7 separate regions of the Mus musculus genome follow, and all the other regions are linked to region 6. The links are chromatin loops, found by intact Hi-C in ENCODE. Cell type or tissue: heart. All regions are shown on one strand. Region 1 overlaps Arhgef6 (Rac/Cdc42 guanine nucleotide exchange factor (GEF) 6). Region 2 has its middle 4.2 kb from the start of Arhgef6. Region 3 overlaps Arhgef6 (Rac/Cdc42 guanine nucleotide exchange factor (GEF) 6). Region 4 has its middle 6.2 kb from the start of Gm38625. Region 5 holds the start of Mmgt1 (membrane magnesium transporter 1). Region 6 holds the start of Rbmx (RNA binding motif protein, X chromosome). Region 7 overlaps Arhgef6 (Rac/Cdc42 guanine nucleotide exchange factor (GEF) 6).

Evidence for each region. A loop is a pair of places that touch in the nucleus more often than their neighbours do. Peaks named below come from ENCODE experiments on the same cell type or tissue, not always from the same donor. Only the 100,000 strongest peaks of a DNase experiment are listed, where the experiment ranks them.
Region 1: it touches region 6 in a loop (3.0-fold over the local background); 7 of 42 quality-filtered maps call a loop at or near these places.
Region 2: a loop joins it to region 6, with 2.0 times the contacts of the local background. A loop is called at or near these places in 5 of 42 quality-filtered maps.
Region 3: it touches region 6 in a loop (4-fold over the local background); 6 of 42 quality-filtered maps call a loop at or near these places.
Region 4: it touches region 6 in a loop (5-fold over the local background); 2 of 42 quality-filtered maps call a loop at or near these places.
Region 5: a loop joins it to region 6, with 3 times the contacts of the local background. A loop is called at or near these places in 2 of 42 quality-filtered maps.
Region 7: a loop joins it to region 6, with 4 times the contacts of the local background. A loop is called at or near these places in 4 of 42 quality-filtered maps.

What each region holds. Positions count from the first base shown.
Region 1 is chrX:57,333,898-57,337,897 of GRCm38, reverse strand. Arhgef6 (Rac/Cdc42 guanine nucleotide exchange factor (GEF) 6) reads left to right here. Exons shown (of 22, transcript NM_152801.2): 2 at 863-946. Among named protein-coding and RNA genes, the nearest start is that of Arhgef6, 2.8 kb to the left of the region's middle. In heart, CTCF peaks have their summits at 742 and 1,782 (motif pointing right); no DNase peak of the experiment used is centred here.
Region 2 is chrX:57,340,949-57,344,948 of GRCm38, reverse strand. No RefSeq gene overlaps it. Among named protein-coding and RNA genes, the nearest start is that of Arhgef6, 4.2 kb to the right of the region's middle. In heart, no CTCF peak of the experiment used is centred here; no DNase peak of the experiment used is centred here.
Region 3 is chrX:57,322,828-57,326,827 of GRCm38, reverse strand. The region is part of intron 2 of Arhgef6 (Rac/Cdc42 guanine nucleotide exchange factor (GEF) 6); the gene reads left to right. Among named protein-coding and RNA genes, the nearest start is that of Arhgef6, 14 kb to the left of the region's middle. In heart, a CTCF peak has its summit at 1,669; DNase peaks (open chromatin) are centred at 177, 577 and 1,767; H3K4me3 peaks cover 1,290 bases; H3K27ac peaks cover 975 bases.
Region 4 is chrX:56,338,155-56,342,154 of GRCm38, reverse strand. No RefSeq gene overlaps it. Among named protein-coding and RNA genes, the nearest start is that of Gm38625, 6.2 kb to the left of the region's middle. In heart, a CTCF peak has its summit at 1,619 (motif pointing right); no DNase peak of the experiment used is centred here.
Region 5 is chrX:56,595,581-56,599,580 of GRCm38, reverse strand. Mmgt1 (membrane magnesium transporter 1) reads left to right here and starts at 1,637. Exons shown (of 4, transcript NM_146234.4): 1 at 1,637-1,796. The coding sequence starts at 1,718. Gm36239 (a long non-coding RNA gene) reads right to left here and starts at 1,389. Exons shown (of 3, transcript XR_386934.2): 1 at 1,279-1,389; 2 at 427-523; 3 at 1-318. In heart, a CTCF peak has its summit at 2,199; a DNase peak (open chromatin) is centred at 1,490; H3K4me3 peaks cover 2,009 bases; H3K27ac peaks cover 819 bases.
Region 6 is chrX:57,391,158-57,395,157 of GRCm38, reverse strand. It overlaps Rbmx (RNA binding motif protein, X chromosome), which reads left to right and starts at 2,122. Exons shown (of 9, transcript NM_011252.4): 1 at 2,122-2,306; 2 at 3,460-3,591; 3 at 3,780-3,886. The coding sequence starts at 3,483. Snord61 (small nucleolar RNA, C/D box 61) reads left to right here and starts at 3,649; the gene lies at 3,649-3,710. In heart, no CTCF peak of the experiment used is centred here; a DNase peak (open chromatin) is centred at 2,087; H3K4me3 peaks cover 2,710 bases; H3K27ac peaks cover 2,066 bases.
Region 7 is chrX:57,234,347-57,238,346 of GRCm38, reverse strand. It overlaps Arhgef6 (Rac/Cdc42 guanine nucleotide exchange factor (GEF) 6), which reads left to right. Exons shown (of 22, transcript NM_152801.2): 20 at 1,262-1,361; 21 at 3,436-3,490. Among named protein-coding and RNA genes, the nearest start is that of Cd40lg, 24 kb to the right of the region's middle. In heart, a CTCF peak has its summit at 2,184 (motif pointing left); no DNase peak of the experiment used is centred here.

The sequences.
Region 1 (4,000 bases), 57 kb after region 6:
ATTCATTGAAGAAAAGTCTATTCACAAGTGTCAATGTTACTTAAAACTCCCCCAAAACCAAAGAGAAACCAACTCTATGCATTGAAGGCAATGGGCATTCAAAGTGAAACTAAACCTTGCTTTAAAAAAACTTCAAGAGTTTTGAGGTTAGAAGCCCATGTTATGACAGTGGACAGTTTCTAAAGTAGGTGCTTTTGTGTCATTAAAGATAGAGTACTTATGATTCTTTTCTTAAGGTCATTGTGCACATAACTTAAATAAGGGTCTTTTGCCTTTTGGAATCAGTTCTATGTTTATGGAACAAGTAGATTTACTTATAATTTTTCAAATGTGAGAAATGGTGATTAAACTGATAAGATACAGAGAGACATAATAAAAAATGTGATGCTTAGACATAGTGAAATATGAACAAATTATCATGAGGAGTAGAGGGAGGTGATCAAAGTAACCTCAGGCAAAAGCAGGACTAAACGATATATATTTATATATACATACGCAGACACACAAACACACACACACACACACACACACACACACCTCAAACTGAGGCCGACTGCATCAATGTGTGTGTGTGTGTCCGTCCGTGTGTCCGTGTCTCTTAGTTTCTCCGATTTGCTAGCACCACAGTCGAGTAGAAGGTATGAGAAAACCTTAAGTAGAAGTGGCTTGGAGACCTCTGAAACAAAAAGCAACCGTTCAGGCATTTGCATCACTTCCTTCAGTGGTTACTTCTCTTCCTGGATGGAGAGCAGGGCTGCCCTCTGCCTTCCAAAGCCAACTGTGTCTAGTTATCAGCAAAAGAATATGATGATGGTTTGTCATGGCTTAGCAATCTCCAAGTGACATTTGACTCTTTCCTTAGTATTGTCTGGAACCCCAAACTGAGGCCGACTGCATCGACAACATCAATGACTTCCTGAAAGGATGTGCAACTCTTCAAGTGGAAGTAAGCTTACTTGTCTTGCCTTTGATGTTGCCATTATTTTCTGCTCTCTTAATTAAAAAGTCCGCAAATGTAAGGATTGATTTTCGCTGCCAGTAGCCACAGAGTAAATAGAGGTAGAGAACCCTTTAGAGAATCTCCAGTGGAGATTGATGATGCCCAGTAGTGTCTTTCAGAACCTAATACTAAACAAAGCAAAACTATTGACTGGAAATGGTGGTACACACCTATACTCTGCAATAGTAAGGTGATGGAGACATGGAAGTCAGAGGGTCAAGGTCATCCTTGGTTATACATTTAAATTTTGGGCCAGTCTAGGCTACATGAAAGTCTTTTTCAGAGAGAGACTGAGACAGAGACAGACAGAGAGCAAAAAGAAAATAACAAAACAACAAAATGCAAAATTGATGACTTTTAAATGCAGCTTCTTTCTAGGAGATCAAGCTTTGTGTGGATGTGCTTCCTTCTTAATGGAGGTAATGCCAGCCAGAGAGTCACTGGCAACAGCAGTAAAATTAATCTTCCAAAAAGAAATGGCCCAAATGAGCAACCTTGAAAATATACATACAAGTAACATTATATGGACTGAGCAGATTGTATTTAGGAACATATATGTACATGTTTATACATATACAATGTGGTAGCAATTAATGGGAAAAGAGGCCATAATTTTTAAACATTTATTTATTTATTTTATGTATATGAGTACACTGTAGCTGTATACAGATGGTTGTGGGCCTTCATGTGGTTGTTGGGAATTGAATTTAGGAGCTCTGCTTGCTCTGGTCAGCCCCGCTCACTCCAGCTCAAAGATTTATTTATTATATGTAAGTACACCAGAAGAGGGCGGCAGATCTCTTTACGGATGGTTGTGAGTCACCATGTGGTTGCTGGGATTTGAACTCAGGACCTTTGGAAGAGCGATCAGTGATCTTACCTGTTGAGTCATCTTGCCAGCCTGAGGCCATAAATTTGAAGGAGAGTGGAAAGGGGTACGCAGGAACATTTGGAGCAAGAACAGGAAAGGGAGAAATGCTGTAACAACAACAACAACAATAAAAGAAACAGAAAAAGAAATGGCCTTTTAAAGCCCATTAACACTTCCGAACAAAGGGAGGCCTTGAAACACTATAAGAACCTGGCTGGCCTTTAGGTCACAGCTGTACTTAAGCAGATCAGAGGGAGAGGTTTGCTTGCAATGCACAAGGCCCTGGCTTCAATCCCCAAACCCAGAGCAAAACCAGCAAAAAGCAAAATCAAAACGCAAGCCACATTAAACTATGTCGTATTACATGTGCATGCACAAATTATCTCACTGAAAAGGAGGGCACGCCTTTCGTGTGCTTCCATGTTGTTTTTGTAGTATGGGGAATGGACCCCCATCATTCGTGGGCCACTCCTTCATGCCCTCCTATAAGCCTTTGGGTTGTGAAAGAGACACAGCACTAACCACATTGTCATGGTGTTTCAGGGTCAAATGAGATATTGCTTAATTCTGTAGTCTTAAGAAAGTCAACCTCCTAAAAAGAATGCGATAATTTGTGTATTATCTTCAGCTCAGGGCCAGGTCAGAGGTGTTTTACATTACTAAGAAAATATTGTCTGGGTAAGTGGTAGGAGTTTGAGCATAGACTCTGGTGCTAGACTTCTTGGGTTTAAATCTCAGTTATTGTTCACTAGTGACATTGTGACTAGTGACATCTGTTATTTTACTATAGTGACATTGACTAGTGACATCTGTTGTTTTACTATGCTTCTATAACTTGGCTTCTCCACCTGTAAAATAGGAATACTAGTGGCACCTGCATGATTTGAAATTTCAATGAATTAATATATGTAAAACCCTGGGAAGAGAGCCTGGGCCATATATTTCTTCAAGGAGCTATTTATCACCACCACCACCACCACCACCACCACCACCACCACCACCACTACCAGCAACAGCAGCAGCAGCAGCAGCATTATCAGTAACTGCTGTCTCAGATGAACTTTGTTTTCTTCAAAAGTTTTCTTCAAGCTAGCTGGCTAGAGTGATGCAAAACTCTAAACTCAGCATTTGGGAGGCAGAGGCAAGTGGGTCTTTGTGAGCTTCAGGCCATCTTGGTCTACACAGATAGTTCCAGGCCAGCCAGGACTACAACATGAGACCTTGTCTCAAAACTGGCCTTTTGTTTGTTTGTCTGTCTGTTGTTTCTCTCTTTTTTTTTTCTTGAACCCAACCTTAATGTAAAGTTACATCTGTGTCAGAATATCTTATTCCAATCTTCCCTGTTTCTCAGTTCGGGGGCCCCATCAGCCACCTTGGCATTCATGGTCCATGTGGCTTCAGAGTATGTACAGGATGCTGTCTACTGAGGAGCAGACCATGACATTTTCATGTTTAATTTTTCAGATAAAAACATGGTGAAGTTGCCAGTGATTTCTGTGCCGAAATAGGCAGAAGGTGTACTGTGCTTCTTTGCAGTTCTAAGAATACTAGATGAAACAGAGACACCTCCTGCTGCTGCAGCTCTTGGGGGTTTTCTGATAACTAAAGATTATTCCTTTAAGCAAAAATGCTTAAAATGTTTTTTTTTAATCAAAAAAAGTTCTTTCCACTTTGGGTAGAAATTTTACTAAAAAGTATATCAGACTTAGAGGATATGAACATTAGAATAAAAGAATATCAGATATTATGGTTATCACATTCCTTTTGTAGCTTCATAGATATGTGTTAGAGTCAGTCCACGCCTGTATCCATGTTTCTGTCCATGTGTGTGTGTGATATGTACTTACACTTTGTGGGTACATATGTATGGACAATGTTGGTGTCTTCTTCTATGCTTTCCAGGTTACCTAAACTATTTGAAATAGTCTAAATATGTACAGATGAGTTTTAGAATCATCTTGTCCATTTCTTTTGATCCTTCCTTCCTTCCTTCCTTCCTTCCTTCCTTCCATAAAATATCTCAGTAAACTTGAAGCTTGCTCTTTTTGTCAACAAGCCCCTCCCCTACTCAGCATTGGGATTATAGGCAGTTGCTAACCTTTCCATGAATGATGGGGACCCAACTTTTG
Region 2 (4,000 bases), 50 kb after region 6:
GCCTACCCACACAATTTTACTCTCTCTCTCTCCATCCTCCCTCTCCTCTCTCTTGTTCATGTGTGTGGGTGTAAGTAAGATTTCAGAAAATGGAACTATCAAGTGGTCAATGGGAAATCATAATGTCATTGTGAGAATGCAAAGTTATATAATTCTTTTGACAAAATGACAAATTATTTGGAGGTCTCTGCAAGGTCTGAAAATTATATGGGAGAGATGGAAATATCTGCTTCAGCTCATGATTCGGGAAGGTGCTCTTGGGTTGTATGAGAAAGCAAGTTGGCTGATACAGTGTTCCTCTCTGGCCCTTGCTACAGTTTCTGTCTTGGGTTTCTGCTCTGCTTTCCTTTCACGATGGAGTCAAACTCATATAATAAACCTCCATAGTACGCACTAAAGCTTTCGCTCCCCACTTGCTTTGGGTCATGGCTTTATCACAGCAACAGAGAACCAAAGTAAGACAGCCTGTAACCCTAGCTCCTGGGAATTGGAGACATGCAGTTTCTGGTCTTACTGGCTAGCTGGTTTAGTCAAAACAAGGGGTTCCAGGTTCAGTAAGAACTTTTATCTCAAAAAATATATATTGTGGAGATCTATAGAGATTGCTAGCTGAAGTCAACCTCTGGCCTCCACAAGTATATCTGTAGGAATGTGCACCTGTCCACATGTGTGCACACATATGCATACCACACATAAAAAGAATTAACAGCCAGGTGTGGTGCATACCTTTTGCAATCCCAGAACTAGACATAAAGTTTAAGACCAGCCTGACTATGTGAGATCTTGTCTCAAAAAGAAAAAAACAAGGGTAGGTATGGCGGTTGGCCCCTATAATCCCAGCACTGAGAACTCAGGTTCTCAATGTCTGTACTGTCTCTCTACCCACTGAGCCATCCTCTCAGCCCCTCTTGATGCACTTCTTTTCTTTTCCTTCCCCCTTCCCTTCCCTTCCCTTCCCTTCCCTTCCCTTCCCTTCCCTTCCCTTCCTCTTTCTTTCTTTCTTTCTTTCTTTCTTTCTTTCTTTCCTTCTTTCTTTTTTTCTTTTTTAAGTTTTGAGACTGGATAGTTCTGGTTATTATGAAAGTCACTATGTAGACCAAGCTGGCCTCAAACTCACAGAGATCCATCTGCCTCTGCCTCCTGAGTGTTGGGATTAAAGGTATGTCCGCCATGCCTGATTTTGACTGTTAAAATTTCCCTTTTCAAATCACTGTAAGGTTTCCCCATCCTGATTGAGCTTCAATCAATTCACTTTGCAAGTCTGAGACTAACCTAGGCTACAAATATAAGATGCGAACAGTAACAGATTTGAGAATTGGGGTATTGAAGGACTGGCTAGAAGTAAAATTCATACAGTGTACAAAAGAAGTACAGGGAACTCTAAAAGAATGTAGGACTAGCAGATTAATATAGGATAGTTGATATGATGAATATAATATGCTACATTCAGGGCCCCATGGACTGTGATAACCACCTCTTGACTCATATCTGAGCACCAGGCCTTGTTAGAGACCATGTGCAGCTTGGTCGACATCAGCTGTCCGCAATCCTCCTGAAACTATGCTCCTCTGGGGTGCTTGTTCACATGGGAGGTGTCTCACCAGGGGCACTTGTTACAGAACCACTCAGGGGTAATGGTAAGGAACAGTCACCCCCCCCAATACATCAGAGAAGCTAGGGCTACAGAAGGTGAGTGTGAGGAGGGGGCTTAGCCAGAGTCTGTAGCCTGAGGAAGCAGGAAGTAATGTGGCCTATTTGTCTCTGTCCCTCAGTGATAGAACCTAACACTATGCCAGATGGCAGGGCAAAATGTATTTGAAAATCCCAGGTCCATTGAGAGAACATGTATAAAGGCAATCTGAGAGGTACCACATCAATCCCAGTCAGAGAAACTCTGAGAACTGAGGAACTGAGTGGACATGGTGTTGAGTTGTTCCCGTGGATAACCAAGCAGACATTGCCAGGGATTGGAGTGGAGTAGAAGGTCAGGAGGCAAGCTGTTTCTTGAAGTGTGACCTCGGTCTGTCTGCATCTGAGTCAAGTGGAAGACTCCAGTGCAGTTCTTCTGAAGTAGATATAGTTCTACCAGATCTTTTGTTTTCACAAGTGACAACTGAAATAATAAGTCAATTGTGAATATTTCAAATGTATAACAGACAAGAAAATAGTATACCAGGTCCCAGATTAACTACCCATCAGCCAGCTCTAACATATGCCTCATTTCCTGTAGGTTTTTAATTTCTACTTGTTTCAGCTCAAATTCTACACCCATTCCATTTTCTCTGTTGTAACCAGGAGGTTACCATGGTGCATATTCTTGTTTGTCCATCACCGCTTTAGGCAACAGAAAGCCTTTGAAGAGTTTTATCTCTCTTTTTTAAAGTAGGGGTTTCACATAACCCATGCTGGTGTCAGTCAAACTTACAATGCAGGCAGGAATGGCCCTGAATTCCTGATCTGCCTTTACCTCCCAAGTGCTGGGATGACAAGTTTCCACCATCTTGTCTAGCTCCTTTTTGTAAAAAGCAGAATGTCCCTAGAAACAAACAAACAAACAGACAGACAAACCAAAATTAAATAAAACTAGCTACCTGGAGTCTTCTGGAATATTCATTAGGTTAAGAAGAGGTAGATTCAGTGGGGCAGAGGGTGTGAAGCTCGACTTTTGGTCTTTTTCCTCAGGCCCTTCTGGGAAGCCTGCTCTGTTCTTGTGACCTCCAGTATCTGTTTTCACCTTCGTTCCCAGCTCATCAGCTCTGTTATCTTCACCTACTTCCCACGTCAGCCCAGGCTCTGTGATTAGTCACGTCACCTAGAAGGTGGCCTGCCCTGATGTTGTTCTGTAACAAATGTAACTTTTAAACTTCAATGTTAACAACTCGTTCTTTTGCCTTGCTGTGCCGGTTTGTGGCCCTCTCCACCTTTCTTCTGTTACTTACAGTCATTTGTGATAGCTAAATGCTTAAACTGAGGGAGAAAGATGGAAGTGATCAGGCACATCTATCCTCTACTAAAGTGATGGCAGGAGGATTGCCATGAGTCCCAGGCTAACCATGGCCAGACAGTGAAACCTTGTCTTCACAACACAAAACAAAACAAAAAGCAAAACAAGGCAGATTTTTAACCCGTGGACAGTGGCCATGACCCTAGTTTGGGTTAAACTAGATTCCTAAAGTGATTCAGACCTAACTGGTCCTCATAAAATATATGCAGTAGCCCAATAATACTGCCAGCCTTTGTTTGCCTGTGGAGTAAAATTTGCCTGAGCAATTGTGGTGCTGTCCAAATGACATAAAATTGTGTTGAAATAGGTCACACTGAGGAAGTAAATGTATCAACAATTGCATTCTGTTTATTTCTATTACATAGATTTGGCCATGGCTCAAATCCAATTAAAATTTTGCTCAACTATATTTATTTTACTTATAAGTACAACAAGCCAAAACCACAGAGGTAAATTCATCATTTTATACAACTATGGATAAACCCAACTACATCACCGAATCTCAAAATGTTGGTGTTAAAACACAGAAAACAAAGTACTGAGACGGGTGAGCGTAGAAATAGCTTAGAAACAGGAGACTCTAATTGGCTTGGGTTGTGTGCAAGTCCCTCCTTTGCTAATAATGCACCTAGCAACATGTTGACAACCTGCGACCCCCACATCCATCTGCCTTAGGCTGCACATAGACCTGCTTTAAACAGTAGAGATATGTTACTCTCTTTAGCACCACTTTGATAATGTTGAGCCCTTGAGTGCCTTCACTCATGTGGCTGCTATCAATCTTGATAGTGTGCTTACTTTGATCCGGACTGTGGCTTCACCTTGATTAAAGTCTCCTTGCTACTTTCAAAATATATGGGAGCCCTTATTTCGGTTCTTTGATTGAGAAACCAAGAATCTGGAAAAACCGGGTCCAGATTGTGACCACCAGTAATAGCACCATGCTGTATATTCCCTTTATGCAAGATCCTTGAAAATACAGGCTAGCATAAATGG
Region 3 (4,000 bases), 68 kb after region 6:
CTCGGCTTTTGCTCCTTCCTTGGCTACTGGGGTGCTGAGGCAGCTGCTGCCACCACCGCCACAACCACTGCCGCTGCTGCTGTTGCTGCTGCTGCTGCTGCTGCTCTGCCCTGCGCCGCTGTCACTTCCAGTTCCTACTTCTGCGATCCAGGTCCGGGTCATAGCTTCCCCTCTGCTGGCCCGGTCTCTCCAGGCTGCTCTCTCTCCCTGGTTCTGGCTCCAGGCAGCAGAGCTGGGTCTGGAAGAACCCTGGGTCCAGGCTCCCACTGGCCTCCAGCTTCCCTGCTGTGGCCGTCCCGCCGGGGCACGCCTCCTGTAGCCCTTGATCTGTGCTCTAGAGAGAGAACTTGAGGGCAAGAACCTGACTTCCCTCTTTATTAAAATAAATACATAAATAAATACATAAATACATAAAATCCCTTGCCTGGGGAGCTTGGAGGCACAGAAAGGAGTTTGGAGACGGGCTCCCCCCTCCTCACGCGTCCAGGAGCAAAGTTGCAGCCGCCCCTCCCCGCTGGCCATACCAGCGGGCTCTCCAGTTTCGCCCTGGTGGCAGCCGCGCGGGGCAGGGTCCCAGCTCCATCTGGGGACAGTGTTTCCCGCAGCCTTGGCACGGGCTGGCGGCGCTCAGCAGCCCCGTGACTCTGAAGGGCGAGCCACTTCCGAGGAGGAGGCTGGAGGGAACGAGCAGCAGGAGGACAACCAAGCAAAGCCAGGTGACCTGCCTGGGGGGCAAGGGGTCAGGGGGAGGGGAACTACAAGGGCCTGATGTTGGGGGGCTGGTGGAGCCAGAGGAGGAGCCGCCCTTCTTCTAGGATTGACCGCCTAGGTCTGCAGCCCTAGCCGCCAGTCTGTTCTTTGCCAGGGCCTCTCCTTGGTGCCGTGTCTGCGTACCCAGAGCGGGGGCGGGGGCCAGGGCTAAGGGTGAGGACGCGCCAAACTTAAGGGCGGCTGTCCAGCTTCGGGCCGCAAGGTTTATAGCAGACTGGATTCTGTCTTTTCCCCTTCCGCGAACCAGAACAAGAAGTCAACGGTACTGTTTCTGATATTAATTTGATGCTCTCCCAAGCTGGAGCAATCCTTGCATTGGGGAATGTTTGACACAAGTCTGTCATAGGTAGGAGTCCTTTTCAGATGGACTCTGCCTGGTATTCAGTGTAGCTGTAGTTGATTTAGAGTATTCATTTTCTATTCACTGAAGGACCCAACAGGTATTCCAGCTATTTCATTTCTTAGCCCTGGAGTAGAGAGCCCTCGAGTTTATCTCTGTCTCCTCAAATATCTTTCTTCTCAATATCTTATATTTTTAGTTTGGGTTTGTTATTGGTTTTGAATGTAGGAGTGACTCATATGCCCCCCTTCTTAATGTGTAGTGGGAGTAAAAATATACTCAAAGAATGTACTTTGCTCTGAAACTATTTTTTTTTTCAATAAAAGCTTCCCATAAACCAAAATGCCACACAGAACAGGATAAATTTGGGCATATGTTTAAGTTTTTAAGGTATTGGTTTTAAAGGTTAGATTCTAAAGTCCAGACTGCTTTTCGAACTTGTATTTGCCTGGAAAAATCCAGTTTGTCCTTGAACTTCCTATCTTAATTTTGACATTGACCATGGTAAACGGATCTCTGATGACATCATTTGCTCCAGCCACAGTTCAGCGTTCCGCCACTGAGAGCACCTCTGCCCAAATCTGTAAGGCCTGGGCCTGCCCTTGGACTTGAGCAGATTTCTCTTAAGCAAAATATTGTGCTACATGCCAGGCAACGCTGCAGTCCCTTCTTACATAAGCACACTCCAGGCCCATGTGGTGCAGGGTATGCTTGGAACAGCAGTTAAACCAAGAGAGGGGCTGTTTCCACGCCAGTTGCTGAGGGATGGCTGAAGTTTTGCATACAGTAAATCAGCAGCTAGAAATCTCACCTTGCATGTCTTTAGTACTTACATCTACTTTTCCTTAGTTCTCTTTTCCTTCTTTTCCTTCTTTTTCTTCCTTTCTTTCCTCCTTTCCCTCCTCCTCCTCCTCCTCTTTTGGAATGCTTTCCACTTATCTCAAATTCCACCTCACCATGCCCTTATAAAGGACATTTGAGAGCAGGCATTTCTTCCAGTGATCAAAGAAATAGAGAAGTTTGGTTAAGCAGAGTCGCTTCTAGTAGTAGAGCCAAAGAGCTAACTGGGAGCTAACTCAGAGCTCTTGCTTGGGGCCTACCTAAGTCTTGTTTGTGTTCTCTAAAAGGTGATACTTTGTACAAAAGTGTTTCATTAAAAACATTGCATGCATGGCCTGTGGCTCTGAACTACCTGGTTTTTGTGTTAGCTGTGGCTTTGGCCTCTTCTGCTCACATAGCCTCCGCTCTGTAATTAGGGCTGAGGGCTGGGCCGGGAGCTTTTGTTCGCCCCCTCTGGTCCACCACTTTTCCCATCATCTTCAGGGATAGCAAGGGATGGCTAGAGGGAGCCACCAGGACCTAGAAATTTCCAAAACGTGTTTGACACCATTCATAGAGTATTGCTTAAGCCTCTAGAAATTTGTTCAGGGGCCAAAGTGAGAGGACAATGCTTGGTTCATTTATAGCAATGTGCCCATCACTGTTCTTAGGGGCTCGTTTGCAAAGGTGAAAACAGTTGAATACCATTTCTCCAGCAACTTCCATGTTCTAGACCTTGGGATGAATGCTTTAAGTATATTATCTCATTTAATCCTCACGATAATCCCTATAGGCAGGTGGCATTGTACCCATTCCATAATGGTGGAAACTGAGGTTTAGGGAAGATCCATGCTCATGCTGTACCCTGGCAGTGCAAAGCAGACGTAGAATAGTCAGCTAGACCTCATGCCCTGTCTTGAACCAGGTTGTAGCCACTAGTGAGCCACTGATAACATAGCGGAACATCGAAATACTTGGTTTTCAGACATGAGTACACATTAGAAATATTCGGGGCGCTTTTGAAACCACAAGTATTAGAGTCTCATTGACCAGAGATCCTGACTTGTTTTATAGAAGGCTTTTGCATTGGTATTTTTTAGATGTTTAAGCCAGTTTAGTAACATTAATTTCTAAAAATTGAAAATATCCTAAATATTTACCTTGACAAATCCCTGCAAACTGATACACCCATATACTTTTCATTTGGATTAAACACCAGGACATTATCAGTGCCATTGAGTGCCTTTTGTGCCTTCTCAGTCAGGATTGCTTGTGGAGGAGCACCTGACTCCTAAGAGAACAGAGTGCTGTGGTGGGTTACCTGTCTAGGTGTATGAGCTGGATAGTAAAGTGTGTGCTTGTTTTCATAAACTACCTTGCACTAAGCATAATATTTGAATAACTAGCACGTTGTCGGTACTACTGTTTTATTTATTATTTTATTGCTGAACAGTATTCCATTGTATGGATATGCCAAATTTTGTCTTTTTCTATTTACTCACTGGTGGACATTTCGAGTGTTTGCAGGGGTTGTGTGTGTGTGTGGTTGTTGTTGTTTCAATGAACAATGTTGCTATGAATATCTTTGTGGGTATCTCCTGAAGAACATTTCTGTTGAACTTATGTATAGCAATAAAGTTGTCGCTAGGTCATAGGGTATGTATATACTCTGCTTTAGGAAGTACCTCCAGAAAGGTCACTAAAGGGACAAAACATTAAGTGTATGTACTTTGAAAACTATGCAAGTGATTCTGGTTTGCATCTAGGGTTGAGAAGCACTTCTCTAGTTTATTCACATTTTAGCAATCTAGCCACGTCAAGCATTTGCTGAGACCATAAGAAAAGACATACTAAACAGTGTAGTGGCACAAGCCTGTAATCCCAGCACTTGGGAGGCTGGAGCACAAGGATTGTTGGGTTGGAGGGAAGCCTGAGGTACATCATGTTTCAGGCAACCTGAACTATAGAGACGGAGAAGCAGACGGAAGGAGAGGGAGCTGTTGGGTTAAGTCATTTATATGCTTTACACAGATTCTTTTAGAATGTTTACTTTATTATGATTATTGTAAT
Region 4 (4,000 bases), 1.1 Mb after region 6:
AGGCAGGTGGATTTCTGAGTTTGAGGCCAGCCTGGTCTGCAGAGTGAATTCCAGGACAGCCAGGGCTACACAGAGAAACCCTGCCTCAAACAACAAACAAACAAACAAACAAACAAAATAGAAAGATGGTGAGGGTCATGCTTCAAATTCGTAATGTGAGGCCAATCTCTGTAACTCTTTCAGGAATGGAACACTGGTGTTGCTTTAGTATTTACCACATGAGGTCTGTTCTAATGGTTTCCACATGGGTTAATCCATTGCAATAGTGCTCATTGTACAGGTAAAGGTAAGGGTGTGGAAATTCTGATGAGAGTATCTATTCCAACTAAACATTTGGGAAGTGGGGAAATAACTGTAGGATGAACAACATAAATATCTTCACTTGGTTGATGCCACCCTAATAATTTCCCCAATTCCTCCATTGCTTTACAAGGGGGTGGGGGGACAGGGGTGTGTGGCAGTTCCCACTGAATTTTTTGATCTGCAGAGAAACAACCACAGAGTTCCTAGAGGTTTAGTTAGTGAGAGGAGATGAGGTGGGTTGGGGGCTGGGAGAGTGGGGGGCTCTATTTTAAAAACCTGCCTGTTGGGTAACTAGATCTTTAACATTCTACTCTCCCTAAGCCTTAGTATATAGTATACCAAGGCTGCTTAATCCTTTCTACTATATTTAATGCAAGCTTCCCTTTGGTTCACATTTCAGTGAAACGACTAGACTTCTTTCTACACCCCATGTACTGTTTACAATAGTTTTTGGCAGTAATTCTCACTCCACAGATGAATGAGATGGTGTCCTGGCCATTGAACCCAGTTTTGCATGTGCTAAACAACAGCTCCACTGAGCTAATATCTCCAGCTATTTTTTAAAAATGATTTATTTATTTCATGTGCATGGATATACCATTGCTGTCTTCAGACACACCAGAAGAGGGCATCAAATCCCATTACAGATGGTTGTGAGCCACCATGTGGTTGCTGGGAATTGAACTCAGGGCCTCTGGAAGAGCAGTCAGTATTCTTAACCACTGAGCCATCTCTCCAGCCCATATCTCCAGCTCTTTCTAACTCCTTGAGTTTTACCACTAAGTTCAGAATCACTGTGCCCTGGCCCAGTATCAGTACATTCAACTTGATCCAACTTTATGTGCCTCCCACTTTATCTCAATTTTTTTTGAAACTGTGAAGTTTTGGTTTAAAAAATAATAATTTTTTGTATCAACAAAGAAAAAGAAGCTCTAAAATTTGAATGAAAAGCAAGGAGGGGGGCTGGTGAGATGGCTCAGTGGGTAAGAGCATCCGACTGCTCTTCTGAAGGTCCGAAGTTCAAATCCCAGCAACCACATGGTGGCTCACAACCACCTGTAATGAGATCTGATGACCTCTTCTGGTGTGTCTGAAGACAGCTACAGTGTACTTATATATAATTAATAAATAAATCTTTTAAAAAAAAAAAAGAAAAGCAAGGAGGGACACATGGGATGATTTTGAGGGAGAAAAGAGTGCAGGGGAAATGGTGTCATTCATAATCACATATTATTTTTAGATTTATTTATATATTTATTCATTTATTTATGTGTTTAAATGTTTTTGTCCTTCACATGCATGCCTGTTGCCCAAAGAGTCCAGAAGAGGGCAGCAAATCCCACAAAACTAGAGTTAGGAGTGGTCATGAGCCACACAAAAGATGAGTTCAGAGAACCTGATCTTCTGCAAGAGCCACCAGTGGTCCTAACAGCTGAGCCATCTCCCCAGGACCTGTCCCACACTCTTAACATCTGCTCACAGTGTATAAATTTGTGTGTTTGAGTTGGAAAGCAAACTGATCTTTAACTGTAGCATATTTTGTCCTTGTATCTCACCTTTTGAGGGCTGCTAGAATTTAAGACCATTTTTCAGTCTAGAAATAAGCAAGGTTGTCTATGAGGGAAATACTGAGGCAAATCATCATTGCCTTGCCAAGCAACTGACTAACAGAAGCCATTAAAGTTTCTTCAGGGTTCATCTCAAACAGGCAGAGAGATACTGTTTTGTTGTTTTTGTTTGGTTTGGTTTGGTTTGGTTTTAGGAGACAAGTTATCTCTATAGACCTCTGGGTGTCCTGGAACTCACTAAATAGACCAAGCAGACTGTCTTCAAACTCTAAGAGACCTGCTTGCCTCTGTCTCTGCCTCCTGAGTTATGGGATTAAAGGCCTGAGTGTCTGGCTTGAAAGGTTTTTTTTTGTTTGTTTGTTTTTGTTTTTTTTTTTTTTTTCTTGTCCAAGAAGACTCAGTAGAGTTTAGAGATTCGGTATCCACAGTTTTAGCAGGATCTTCCCTTAAGTCCACATCCCAGTGTTACAGAATAGCTTTCCTTTTCCATCAGTGCCTTTATGAAGAGTCATTCCGTTCAGCTTTTAGCCCGTGGCTACAGGAGATAAGGGCTTCCTTTGGAGCACGTATGGAAGCTTCCTGGTTATTGTTGTGCTGTTGGATCTGGGAATTTGAATACCAGAGTTTTTCTGTTCTCATTTTCTCTAGCTCAGTCAAGACAACTAGCTAGCCTCATCCTGTTCCTTCCTCAGTTGTAATAAAATGTTCTAAGATGCCCAGTATGTGATCACCTCAAATCTTAACCTTTCATAAGTATTTTGCTAAGATTACCTAATACTGACATTTCACTTACCTATATTTCTTATCATATCACAGACGGTCTTCTTTCACTCAGGAAACTGAGTCACTGCAGTCAGATTAAAGAAACAGTGCAAAGAATCTAACCTTAAGATTCTGTTCCCAAGAACCACTCTCAGTACTAAAATGTGATTCAGATAGGGTTGTTCAGAGAAAACAGGACTGGAAGGCTATCACACACACACACACACACACACACACACACACACACACACACACACGAACACACACGCCCATGCACACTAATGCATGCATAGCTGTTGAAATATGAATACATACTAATACAGGACCATACACATATAAACATATGTATACTTATGCATATAGGGACCTTTATTTTAAGGAGTTGATTTATGTGATTATGGGGTTGTCAAGCCTGAAACCTATTGTGCAAGCTGACAGGGTGAAACCTGTAATAGAAGCAAAAATGTTGGCAACTTGAGGCAGAATTTCTCCTTTCTCTAGAACAATTCATTTGTTCTCTAACTCACTGCATGAGATCCATCTATCTTATGAGAAGTCTTCTTCTTTAATCTTTTACTTTAGTCAGTTAATTGTGGACGGATCAATCTATAAAGTACTTAGATAACTGTTTGATCCTTGGCTACTGTAGCCTGCCCAAACTGACACATGGTAATATCATCAAAATAGTGATGCCAACCTAGAGTGATCCCAACACGCTGAAGGCAGAGGTCAGCCAACACTACATAGTGAGACACTGTCTCACAGAACAGAGTTGGAGATTTAATTTTATAAGGGATGGTTACATTATTTTCCAGAATGAATATAGCATTTTATATTACAGTCAGTGATGTATGAATAAGTCAGTTTTTCTTCATGGTTACCAGCATTTAGTGTCAGCAGTGTTTCTTAATTTAGCCTTTATCATACTATGTATGTATTAGCTTAATATAGTTCTGATTTGTACTTCTAAAGCATTGTCCTCCTATGTAGTCTGCCTGGCTTGGACCTTGCTTTGTGGACCAAACTTGTTTTGAATTCACATTGATCTGCCTGCCCCTGCTTCCCATGTGCTGGGATCAACACTGTAAGCACTAATGAGTTATATTTTTATGAGTTTATGTGCTGACTTCCCCCATAAAATACCTCTGATATATTTCTGTTATTTAATGCAGTTTTTAAATAGAATTTTGAAGTATCTTTTATATACCTTTGACGTTATCCTTTTTTTGGACATGAGGTTTTAAATAATTTATCCCAGTATGTAGCTTATTTTTTATATTATTGGCATGATTTTTCACAGAGCAGAGTTCCTTACAGTTTTATGTTTAATATATCAGTGTTTGTGCCAGGAAGTGGTGGTGCATGCC
Region 5 (4,000 bases), 800 kb after region 6:
TTGTCCTTTTGTAAGGAATATATGCTACTGCAATTGCTATGGATCAAGCACTGTGTGTAGAGGGTCCAGAGAACAGTGATGACTATGACTTAATGTGATGGGATCCAGTTTTTCAGATTTGAAGAAACTTAAGCATACCAAAAGACCACAGGCTTTTAAGAACTAGACTGAATCTCTGTAAAGATCTTTTCAGTGATAAAAACACTCTTTGTTCTTCACCAACAGTTGTTCACCCTTCATCCAACATGTTTGTATGCAATGCCTGCTGTTTGACAATGTTCTAGAGAGGGAGAAAGCTGTCTTCTTGCAGCTCCCATCCTAGAGTGGGAAGAGAGGCAGCAAACAATAGCAACCCAACAAACATAATAAAGAAATAACATCGTTTAGAAGATGATATAAAGTCAGAATAGAATAAGGAGATCATACCTGAGAATGCTTCAACTTTCAAAGGCATGGTAAGGACCAGCAGTACTGACCAGGTACTGGTGAGTCAACTGATTCAGATGACACAGTTCTTTGGAGACTGATGGGAAAGAATGGTAATCAGGCTTCACACTTATTTTGTGATATGACATCAACAAAGCTGTGCCACTCAGCCAGGGGCACTGAAGTAACTTATATAGAGTTGAGGGTGTGAGTTACCTTTGGCCATAAAAATGTCGTGCCCACAGGGTTTACTCACACGCAAATGAATACTCAGCAGTGAGTAGCTAGGAATGCTGATCTGGAGCTAAGGAGTTATGGTATTTGAGGTAAAGTTGTTGATTTGGAATCACTGGAAAAACTAAGCTGGTCTGAAGTGGAAATGAACTAATGAGCTTGCTGAGAGTAGAGCGAAAAGAGATCCAGGAAAAACTCTCCTTCTGAATGCCTACATTTTAGGAGATGAAGATAAAAATGGAGAAAGGTTACAGTTGTGTGCTCATCAGACTGTTTCCAACATCCCTTTATTCTCCCTTCATACATTCTAGCTTTCTTCATGACAAAACAGTCCCGCTGTGCTACACTCTCTTTTGTGTGGATCTTGCTCATAGAAACGTAAAGCAGAAAGGTAAGATGTTGAACCAATGCTCTGAGCGTCCCCAACATGCGAGAGTTCAGGGCTCCATACCCCCCAAGTTACTCTCTACACTTTATTTACTTCCTCACGTTGATGCCCTTGCAACCTGCCTCGGTAACCGTTTCTGAGGCCAGAGGCATAAGAAAGACTTAGTGAAAGGAAAGGACTCTGTTGGGAGGAAAACCAAATCAATTAACCAATTATCAAATACCAAGTACCAGGCTTTCGAGTTCTACGCCCACAGCCATTTAGCAACGCCACCAGCCCCACCTTCTTCTCCTCCCAGGCCTTTCCGTAAGTCCCGCCCCTTCTCCAAATCCGGCGCGTATTTGCGGACGCTCTACCTCGTCTCCCCATTGGTCTCGCTCGGCCTGTTCTTTCACGCCCCCAACTCAGCCCTGCCTCTCTCCGGGAAGCTGCACTGCGCAGTCGCAGAGGAGGCCTCAGGCCCTTTTTCCGTGTCGCTGTCCCCTTCTTCCCGGCATTCCTTTTTCCGCGTTCTCTCGGCGGCTCTCTGGGTCTGGCCACCGCCGGCACTTCGCGCCCAGGGCTCTGGTGACGTCATGTTCCTGCGCCGCGTGGACGCCCGCCGGTGAAAGGAGGAGTACCTCTGCCGCCCTTCGTCTCCTTTTGTTGGGCTGCCGCTCCTTCTGAATCATGGCGCCGTCGCTGTGGAAGGGGCTTGTAGGTGTCGGGCTTTTTGCCCTAGCCCACGCTGCCTTTTCAGCTGCGCAGCGTAAGTAACTGAGGGACTGGGACCGCTCGCGTGGGGGACACCAGGGGCTGTGGGGGCGCTCCCCTAAGGGACTGTTGAACCCAGTGCAGGAGAGCCGTTTTAGGTCGGGGTGACTAAGTAAAGCCGTGCAGGGTCCTCAGCGGAGGGCTTGAGATCAGATGGCTGAGGAACACCTAGATTGCAGGACGGCCAGAAGAGGTTGCTGAGGTTTGAGAAAGAATTCAGACCGGGACTCTGTCCCAGAACTCCAGACACGACATGCCATATGCAGCCTAGGTAGCTAAGACAAAGTGTGGAATTGAGAACTTTGCATGCATGTGGCATCGTGACAGCTAGCTAGACAGCATCCCGGCCACTCTGCTGTCCAGGCAAAGACGGAGAAGTTAAGTGACCGCTTGCCTCAGGGAGGCACTGTGACACGGGGAAAGAGCAGTGGACTGGTTTAAAAGGTTGGTTGTTAACATTTTGCTTAACTGTTAAATCTGTGTGACCTTGGGCAAATGATAACGGTGCTGTATGGTGGGTTTTTATTTTTGTATTTTTTTGTTTTTTGTTTTTGTTTGTTTTCTCAGATCAATAATTGAAGTTGCTTCTGCTTTTAGGTGCTAGAGGTTCCTTGATTCCTTTAAGGGAATTCTTAGACTAGTGGAAAAACTAGTGGGCCAACAAATAATTGCAGTAAGATAATGTGAATGTTCCAAAGGTGTGTGTGTGTGTGTGTGTGTGTGTATGTGTATGTATGTGTGTATGTATGTTCATGGGGAGTAGTAATTTGGTGGGACCCTGGGGAAAGTGCCTTAGAGCTTTGCTGCTCATAGTGTGGTCAGTAGAGCAGCATCGTGGACATCACCTGGGACCTTGTTAGTGTCTACTCAGGCTCCACCTCAGAACTGTTGAATCAGAATATTCGTTTTAATAAATCCCTGGGTGATTTATAGTTTGTGAAGCACTGTCCTGGAGGAGAATAGGATACACTGGAGTACTGGTTATTTTCGAAGTAAGCTTTGGCTCTACTATAGTCACAAAGCAAGTAAGGCCCTTGCTTGAACTCCAACAGCCTCATTTTCCCAGTGAAGAAATGCCTAGCTGAAGATAGTCTTAAATTTCCAGAGTAGACTTCATTCAAACAAGAAAGTTAGCTAGAAGTGTGTCATTAAAAGGTTAATCCAAACAGCATATGATATTGGATTGATTTTGCTTTTATCCCTGTCCTTACAGGCTCTGTAAGTTCAAATATACTCTGCCTGCATATTTTTTTAAGCAGACTCAATACATTCACACAAGTCATTTTAAGTCTAGAGTACATTATGAATTAGGGATTGTCCTATTTAATCTAGAAGTGGATTGTCCTACTTCATCTAGAATAATATTGTCCTGCTTGATGTAGAATTAAGATTTTGGATTTTTATATTTTTCAAGTGCTAAGAATGCCTTGTGGACTGAAGCAAGACCTCTGCACTGCTCGTGCTGGCAAAAGACTGCCATTTACCTTTGACACTAGTTGTGTCATGGGAAATTGTGGCAGCAGATAGCATCCTATGGTGCTGGAGCATGCTCATCTCTGCCATAGTGACCTTTGATATAGCAGAGCTCTCACTGTTCATACACGAAATAAACCCTGTTCACCTTTCACGTTCCCATTTGCCACAGAGGAAACTGAGGCAGTGCAACTCTGTTCACTTTCCCATTGTAACATTCTGCAATTGAAGTAAGTGCTGGAGTTGCTGAGGATGTCTTGAATGAGGTACAGTAAATTGTAGTAAACAGAAAAGCTGGTGCTATGTATGACTTGGGGTTACCAGTTTCTAGATCCTGATCGCAGCCTTCAGTCCCTTGCAGCCTGCAGAAGTGAAGGCAGCAGCAGAATTAAGCAGTAGCAAGGACAGAAATTGAAGTCCTGGAACTCGAGTTACATCACTGCACTGAAGAGGAACATTTCCATACCAGTTTTCACTTTGGCTTCACTATGCAGTGGCAGGGTCATTGAGCATTGAAAATGTTTGTAGTCCTATTGATTGTTAAATAGTTATGACTTCTTTGACTACTTAGTGAAAGAAACAGTTTCAAAATTTCTAGAGTTTCTATACTAATGAAAAATTATGCTTAGTTCTTTCGGTTTCATATTTGCCATCTGTCACTTACTTAAGGTGATAAGACAGGCCTTGACAAGCATAAACTAATTCATAAAGATAAGGCTAACTATA
Region 6 (4,000 bases):
TGGCTGGGCTGGAGCTTACAAGGATCCCCCTGCCTAGGGTTCCCTCTAATTAAAGGTTGTGTGCTCCAATGCTCATCTCTTAACATTTGTTTGTGTGGATTAAAATTCAAAGAGCAGTCATTTGGGGACAGGACCAAGCTGCTTGTAGCCATAGCTAACATCAAATTATTAAGTATTCAACATTGCCCTTGAACTACTCCTTCTCCTTTCTTTGTGTAATGGCTAGTCTTTGGGGGGCAATTTAACAACATCTGGAATCAACTAAAAATCCCCAAAATGGAGGGCATAGGTATATGAGGAATTTTTGCCTAATTTGAAGTAGGAAGGTCTACTTGTTGTGTTTGGTGTGTGTGTGTGTGTGAGAGAGAGAGAGAGTGTGTGTTTTGAGACAGGGTTTCTCTGTGTAGCCCAGGTTGTCTTGGAACACACTCTGTAAACCAGGCTGGCCTCAAACTTAGATCTGCCTGCCTTGCCTCTGAAATGCTAGGATTAAAGGTGTGTGCCACCACACTCAGTGCAAGATCCACTTCTTATCCTGACCTTTCTGGTAAGACACACCTGTAATTCAGATCTTTTGATGTGGGAAGACTATCTGGGTCTTGAGGCAGGAAAACACACCTTTAATCCAGATCCTGAGTACTAAAACCACTTTTAATCTGTGCTATACTTTCCAAGTCCTAGATAAGGGCTTGGAATAAGAAAGCCTTTGCTTTTTGCCTGCTTGCTCTCACCTTGCTAGCAAGTGCATTCCTTCACTGGCATTAGAGCCTACTTTTTAGGGATTCTAGCATCTACTGAAGACCAGCCTCTACATCCAGCCTCGTGGACTGAGGAACTTCTGGGTTCATAGTCAGTCATTGTCGCATTACCTGGTCCACAGTCTGTAAGTCATTCTAATAAATCTTTCCACATATCTCATATATATTTGATTTTGAATTGAATTTTTGTTATGTATCAGAAACCTTTTATTATTGCCACTTTTACTACTATGCCCACATTCAATTCTATCACCCCATATGAGGAAATATGATCCATAGTATAAAAGGCTGGTATCTAAAATCGTTTTTCTTGGGAGGCAAAGACAGGGATCTCCAGCCTGGTCTGCAGAGCAAGTTGTAGGACAGCCAGACAGGAACAGAAAAAGAAAAAAGGAAAAAGGAAAGAAAAGAAATGAAAAGAAAATCCCCTCTAGGTTAAATTGTTATTTTTCTTTCACAAGCAGATAAAAATTTAGAATGCAGAACCTGGTCTGGTAGCTCATGCCTGTAATTCCAGCACTTGGAAATCTGAGGCAGGATCAGAGCTGTGAATTCCAAGACCACTCTCAGCCTGACTGGTACTGTCTCAAAACACAAAACAAATTAAGAATGCTCACTTAAAGTTCAAGCATGCTTGGTAGCATTTTTTTTTTTTTGTTTGGTTTGGTGTTTGAGACAGACTCTAACAAAGCCAGTCTGTGCTGAAACGCGTAACTGCCCTACTTCAGCGTCCCAAATACTGGGATGAAATGTGTGGGTAAGCACTCCCAACTATCGTCAGGGATTTTTGTTTGACAGTCTTAACCCCGAGGCACCTGACTCTGGTCTCACTTGCACAGAAATCAAGTAGGTACTCAGTAATCGTTCTATATGAATGATATTTTTGTAATGTCATCAAGTTCTGTTTTCACTTAACACTTACTTAACAGATTCTTCCAATGTATTACTTATTGCTCAAGAAAATTTAGCCAGTTATTGAGTATCAACGAAACTTCTTTGTTTCTTATTTCTATAACGTTGGCATTCTACCGTTTTTTCACATTGCTTTTGGAATTAGGATTTTCATGCAAAAGTAAAAGTTTTGCGCCTTGTTTGACCTAATAGGTTGCTCAATAAATTTACTTCTCTAGTCAATAAATCCCGTCCAGTGTTTTAGCATATTTAGCGAAGCTAAAAGGCGCCTTGGAGGAGAATGGATGGGGGCAGGGCAAACGGTTAAAATCCGGCACCGGCCAGAACTTTAAGAGACACAGGAAAGAGGCGGAGTGACTAGTGAATGACAAAGGGAACAGCCAATGAAGAATCTGGGAACCACTCCCTCCCCTCCCTTCGTGCTTCAAATTCTAAGCTTAATTTCCATCCGGGTTCTTCAGCCTCGTTCCCGGGTAGTATAAAGATTGCAGTCTCCTTTGTTCGCCCTCGTTGCGCAGTCGTCCTAGCGTCATTTCTGTTCCGTTCTGAAAATCGGTAGCTGTCACTGGTGCGGCGCTGCTCGGGAGGTCCGGTCGGCGAGCTCAGAGGAGCTTGAGACCGTCGCAGTCCCCTCGGGTAGGACTTTCCTTTCCTTGGCCTGTTTTCCATACAGACTTGTTAGAGCTGGATGTCATTTGTTTCCCGGGAGATAGTGGCGGCGGGCGCCATTTTAAGACACCCAAAGGTGTCAACCTATTTAAAGCAGAAGGGGTGGAAGCAGCACATTATGGGGTCAGTTATCTGAGTGCGTCTCCCGGAGGTTTGGCTGTCCCCTGTCGCGGGAGGGCGGAGGGCGCAGCTTTGTAGGTGGGGCGGGACGTGCTGGGACCGCGGGAGTAACACCAGAATAGCGTCCGTGCTAATGATAGGCTGGTGGACTTCTGAGGCTTCCTCTGGTCCTTGGCGGCAAGGAGAGGAAGCTTTCTGAGTTTTCGCTGCAACTGTCAATGCAAAAGTTAGTTCGTCCGGAGGCTGTTGGTGGTTCTGGGTTCGTTCCAAGTGTCGCCATTTTGTCTTTAACACGCGGTTTTTAATGAGTCTTAATTAGGTGTCAGGACTGGAAAAGAGTGTTAAGAGTGTGTGATTCTGAGTTCCGTTATCTTCGGACTCTGGCACTTTTTCTTTTCGATCGGATAACTAACAATCTTTCGTTGGGCTAGATGCAGCGACTTTGTCCTAAGGTAGAGATTTGTCCCTAAACTTAACTAGGGAATCTAAATGTGGAAAGGGCTTGCTCCTTACTTGGTGTGTCTGGCTGGTGACCTTGAATGAATAGGAAGTCTTTTATACCTTTGGCTTCGGGTTGGGGGCGGTGGGGCGGATAGCAAGTAGGTTGATAGGTAACGGAATGTTTTAAAGATAAGAGATCAAGACCATAGCCAGGTGTGGTGGCCCCCTTCTGTTAATTCCTGCACTCTAAGGTTGCAATCTTATATTAAAAGTAAAATACATTTAAAAGTAGCCTTTTTAAGTGTTGAGTAGCTCTTCATTGACTAAAAGCAGGGCAGATGAAGATGGTAAATTAGGCAGGCCCTTTTAACCCTGTTAATGAAAATTGCGCTGCACTGTTAGCCAAAGTATTTCAATTGATTTTCTACCACACTTGAGGTTTATTGGTATCTTTAGTTACTAAAGAATAAAGATTTTAACAAAACATGAGCCATAATTAAGCTGTTCAATAAACTTTGGGGACTTTCTACAGAGAGATAATAATACCATTTTTCAGCAGACCCCCATCGGTTAAGAGGAAAAATGGTTGAAGCAGATCGCCCAGGAAAGCTCTTTATTGGTGGGCTTAATACAGAGACGAATGAGAAAGCCCTTGAGGCAGTGTTTGGCAAATATGGACGAATAGTGGAAGGTGAGTTATCTAAAATCGTATGATATATTAATAAAATTAAAAGACAAGCTGTGATGAATTTGAATCCACTGATCTTCCGACATGATAAATGCATTGTCCTCTAAGAAGTTCTGAGCTTGCTTCTCGCAGATGTGCGCTGATTATCTTTGTTTGAATGAAACTAAACCCCACCCCCCCAACTGTTTCAGTTCTTTTGATGAAGGACCGAGAAACGAATAAGTCAAGAGGATTCGCTTTTGTCACTTTTGAAAGCCCAGCAGATGCAAAGGATGCTGCCAGAGACATGAATGGAAAGGTATGATTGTCTGCTTAATAAAAAGGTGTTTCTTAGTGACAAAAATAACTAAAAAGTGTTATCTAAGTTTCAGTCCAGCAGAGCTCTGAAATTTTTATTTTGTGTATGCATGCA
Region 7 (4,000 bases), 160 kb after region 6:
TCATAAGAGACTGCCTTAACACAAAGTAACACATCTCACAGGCTGTCACAAAAGGAAAGCATTTGATGTGGAAATCAATACATTTCACTGTGAACAGGGACAGTGTACCACAGATGCAACCTGGCTGCACTTCTGGCATGCTCGGTTCTAATAAGTTTTGATGAGCTGGGGGAGGAGAGTGAGAGAAGTTTTTATTGTGAAAGGTAGGGTGGAAATGGGGACGAGGAGACACCAGAGCATCCCTCATACAAAATCTGACCTTACCTCACCTCTGAGCCACTTGTTTTTCTACTTTGGTGTCTAGCCCTGTACTCAGAGGTAAAAGCTCAGGCATGTGATCTGCCCTAAGAAAAAGAGCAGTTTTGTTCCTCCTTCTTACATTCCCTTGGACATGTAGGAAGTATCCCGCTTGACACTCAGATGTGGCCAACATTTCAGCAGCATCATGGGCCAGTCTAATGTCCTGTTTCCCTAGAAATGACTGCTCTTGGCTTTCTTTTATCCATCCATTTATCTTCTGCATACTGATGAAGGGCCATTCTCCGAACACAGAAAGGGAAACACATCTTCCCTCTGGGGAAATGGAAGTGGTCAAGGAAAGCAGTGAATGTATACCTCTGTGCAGGATACTCTTCCAAAACAGTGACCTAGACAGTGGCTTAGACAGACCAAAGATTATGTCTCTGAACCCAGAGAGGAAGGATCTAGATTGCCAGGCTGGAGAGGCAGTGTGGGCAGAGAGAAGTGAAGAAACCTGAGTTTTGTTGCTGAGATAATCTCCCATCTCCACTGTACCCACCACCAAAATAGCTTTAGGCTGCTCTGCATTTCCTAGAGGACCATGGAAGGAACGAGTGCTGCTTCTGCAGCCCGTTTTGCCGTGTTGTACCCCAGAGCAGTGCTGCCTCTCAGCCCGATCTTCACTGAAATTAAAGAATTCCCAGTGATCATGGGATGTGCTGTGTGACTCTTGGAGGCATGCAGAGACTGGGTGATCAGTGATGAGCTCTTTGCTCTGGGAAAGGGAAAACAGAAAAGTCTGGGACTCCTACCACATCAGTTCCCCTTCTTGAAGACAAAATAAGGTCATTTGGTCATTTAGAGTCCCCTATCGGGAAGTGTAAAAGTGGCATGCTTGCCCTTTGAGTACAAGGGCATGAAGAATGTCTCTGCTGTAACTACAATAGAAAGGAACAAATACCTAGGTCTGCCTCTGATAACTCCCTACCCCATCTTACATGATCGTGATCATCACTTACAGGTACTCGTAAAGATTCTGTTCCACAAGTTCTACTCCCCGAGGAAGAGAAACTCATTATTGAAGAAACCAGAAGTAATGGGCAGACCATCATTGAAGAGAAGTGAGTAGAGAATGTTGCTTTCTTGACATGTCTGGGGCCTAAAGTAGGCATGACATCCTGTCTTAGGGCTTCTGTTGCTATAATAAAACACTATAACCATGAACAAGTTGGAGGAAGAAACTGTTTATCTCAGCTTACAACTCTCAGGTCACTCTCCAACGTCTAGGGAAGCCAGGGCAGGAACTCAAACAAGGGTGGAACTTGGAGGTAGGAGCTGATGCAAAGGCCGTGGAGGGATGCTGCACATACATAGTCCTGCTCAAGAGAACAGGCTAGAGTCCAAGTTCTTCTCTCAATTTGCTGTGTATTGTCAGGGTTATTGCCTGGGCTATTGTTAGTGTCACCCTGGGCTAGCTCTTCCACCTCTCTGAATTTGTTTTCCTCATCTGTAAAATGTGAGTGATGGAGATACTTTCTGTGTTATTTTTTGATCACAAAATGTTTTATAACCTTTATAAAGGTTAGCACTCAAAAATGTATGCCCATCTATAGTAATTATTGTTATTAAGAACATTATTATTGATATAGTAGTCATCATTAGCCTTGTGAAGGCTGCAAGGGATGTAGTATTATCCTTATTTCATATATAAAGTAAGTAGTAGCCATGACAAGACAAAAAGAAAACTGGTTACACATGTTCAAAATGACAGTAAGTGACAGAATAAAAACGAAAACCTAGGGCCTAGAGAGATGATTCAGTAGTTAAGAGCACCAGCTGATCTTTCAGAGGACCCTGGTTAAATTCACAAGACACAGGTAGGGCACCTAGCTCACACTGCTTGAAATTCCAGTTCTAGGTGATCTGGCGCCCTCTTCTGGCCTCCTTGAGTACCTGCATTCACATGCACATAAACGCACACATCAAACATAAAAATTAATCTTAAAAAAAAATCCCCAACTAAAATCTGATCTGAAAGTTCCTTGATTTGGAAGAAATCGAGAAACAAGGAATGCCACCACTAACCAGGGAACTTCATCATCATTTTTTAAAAATTATTATTTTTTTAATGTCCTAATTCTCTGTTATGAAAGGTTAGCTAAATAAAGAGTAATACCATAGCATGGCTATTGTAGCATATATAGGGTCTTGTGATAGCATAGCTTTAATTATATTGTAAGTAATATTTACCCCTACTCTAAAGCTGCAGCAATAAAACCAAAGGATGAGACTCTTTTAAAAATTGAACTCATAGGAGCAGAATAGACCAGAAGCTTGGAGGGGGTAGAAGAAATAGGTGATGGTGATAAAAAAAAAGTTTAATGTTCATTTGTATAGGGTGATAGGTAAGTTTTAGTCTATCTAACAGTGACTATAATTAATAGCAATATATATTGGTTTTTCAAGACAGGGTTTCTCTGTATCGCCCTACTGTCCTGGATCTCACTCTCTAGACCAGGCTGGCCTTGAACTCAGAAATCCATCTGCCTCTGCCTCCCAAGTGCTGAGATTAAAGGCGTGCGCCACTATGCCCGGCTTTTTTTTTTATAGCAATATTTTTTTAAACTTGAAATTTACTAAGAGCATTGACCTCCTGTGTTCCCAATACTCTCTCTCTCTCTCTCTCTCTCTCTCTCTCTCTCTCTCTCTCTCTCACACACACACACACACACACACACACACACACACACACACAAATTGTAGCTATAAATACATGTGGTGATGGTTGTGATAATAATTTCATTTATGACATAATTTCATAAGACAAACACACCAAAGCTGTATACTTTAAATATTATACTTTAAATATATCATTTCAAATTTGTCTACCATGTCCTCAAATTGAAAAAGAAAACACATTTCATTGTTGCAATCTGTTATGTTCTGGTCACATGAGCTGGGACTGAGAAGTGAACTGTGCAGTATAGAAATGATGCTGTAACATGGTGTTGAAATGAGCATATGTGATGAGAGGTTTCCTCCTATGAAGAGAAAGGATGTGGGTCATTCTTTCTCCCCATCAAGTAGAAACCCACTGATATTTCCATCTCTGTATTTATATAGAATGGTAGGCTCCTTATTTATCAGCACTTCAGTACCAACCATTCATTTATAAATTTGCTCTGTATATTTTAGGAGCCTTGTTGATACTGTCTATGCCTTGAAGGATGAGGTCAAGGAACTGAAGCAGGTAATGCATTACCAAAGCTATCTTCTCAGATAAAAATAGAATTGCTCTGTCTTCTTTGCCACTGGGAGAGGGATTCAGGAAGAGCCCAGGAGCAGATACTAAGGGAGGGTTGCTATTTTCTTTGTGGTATCAGGTGGGTTTTATTTATTTTACCATATGGCCTTGAATTTCTGAGCCTTTCTATTTAGATATATACAGCAGAGTCCCAAACTTAGATACAGCTTTCTTGTTCCCACACATCTTTTAATAAATGTAAGCAAGCTCAGGTATGGTGGTACCTGTCTGCAATCCTAGCCATTAGGAAGGTTGAGGTAAGGACATCATGGATTCGCTAGTCTGGTATAGCAAGACCTTGTCATGAAAACAAATAAAGGGAATAATGAAGGAGATATAAAAGAGGAAAGAAGTTAGTAAGGAAAGATGGAAGAGAGAGTTGTCTGTGGTGGTTTGTGAATTTATGGGCAGTGTGGTCCTATGTTCCATATGTGATAAGACTGATTGTACCTGTGA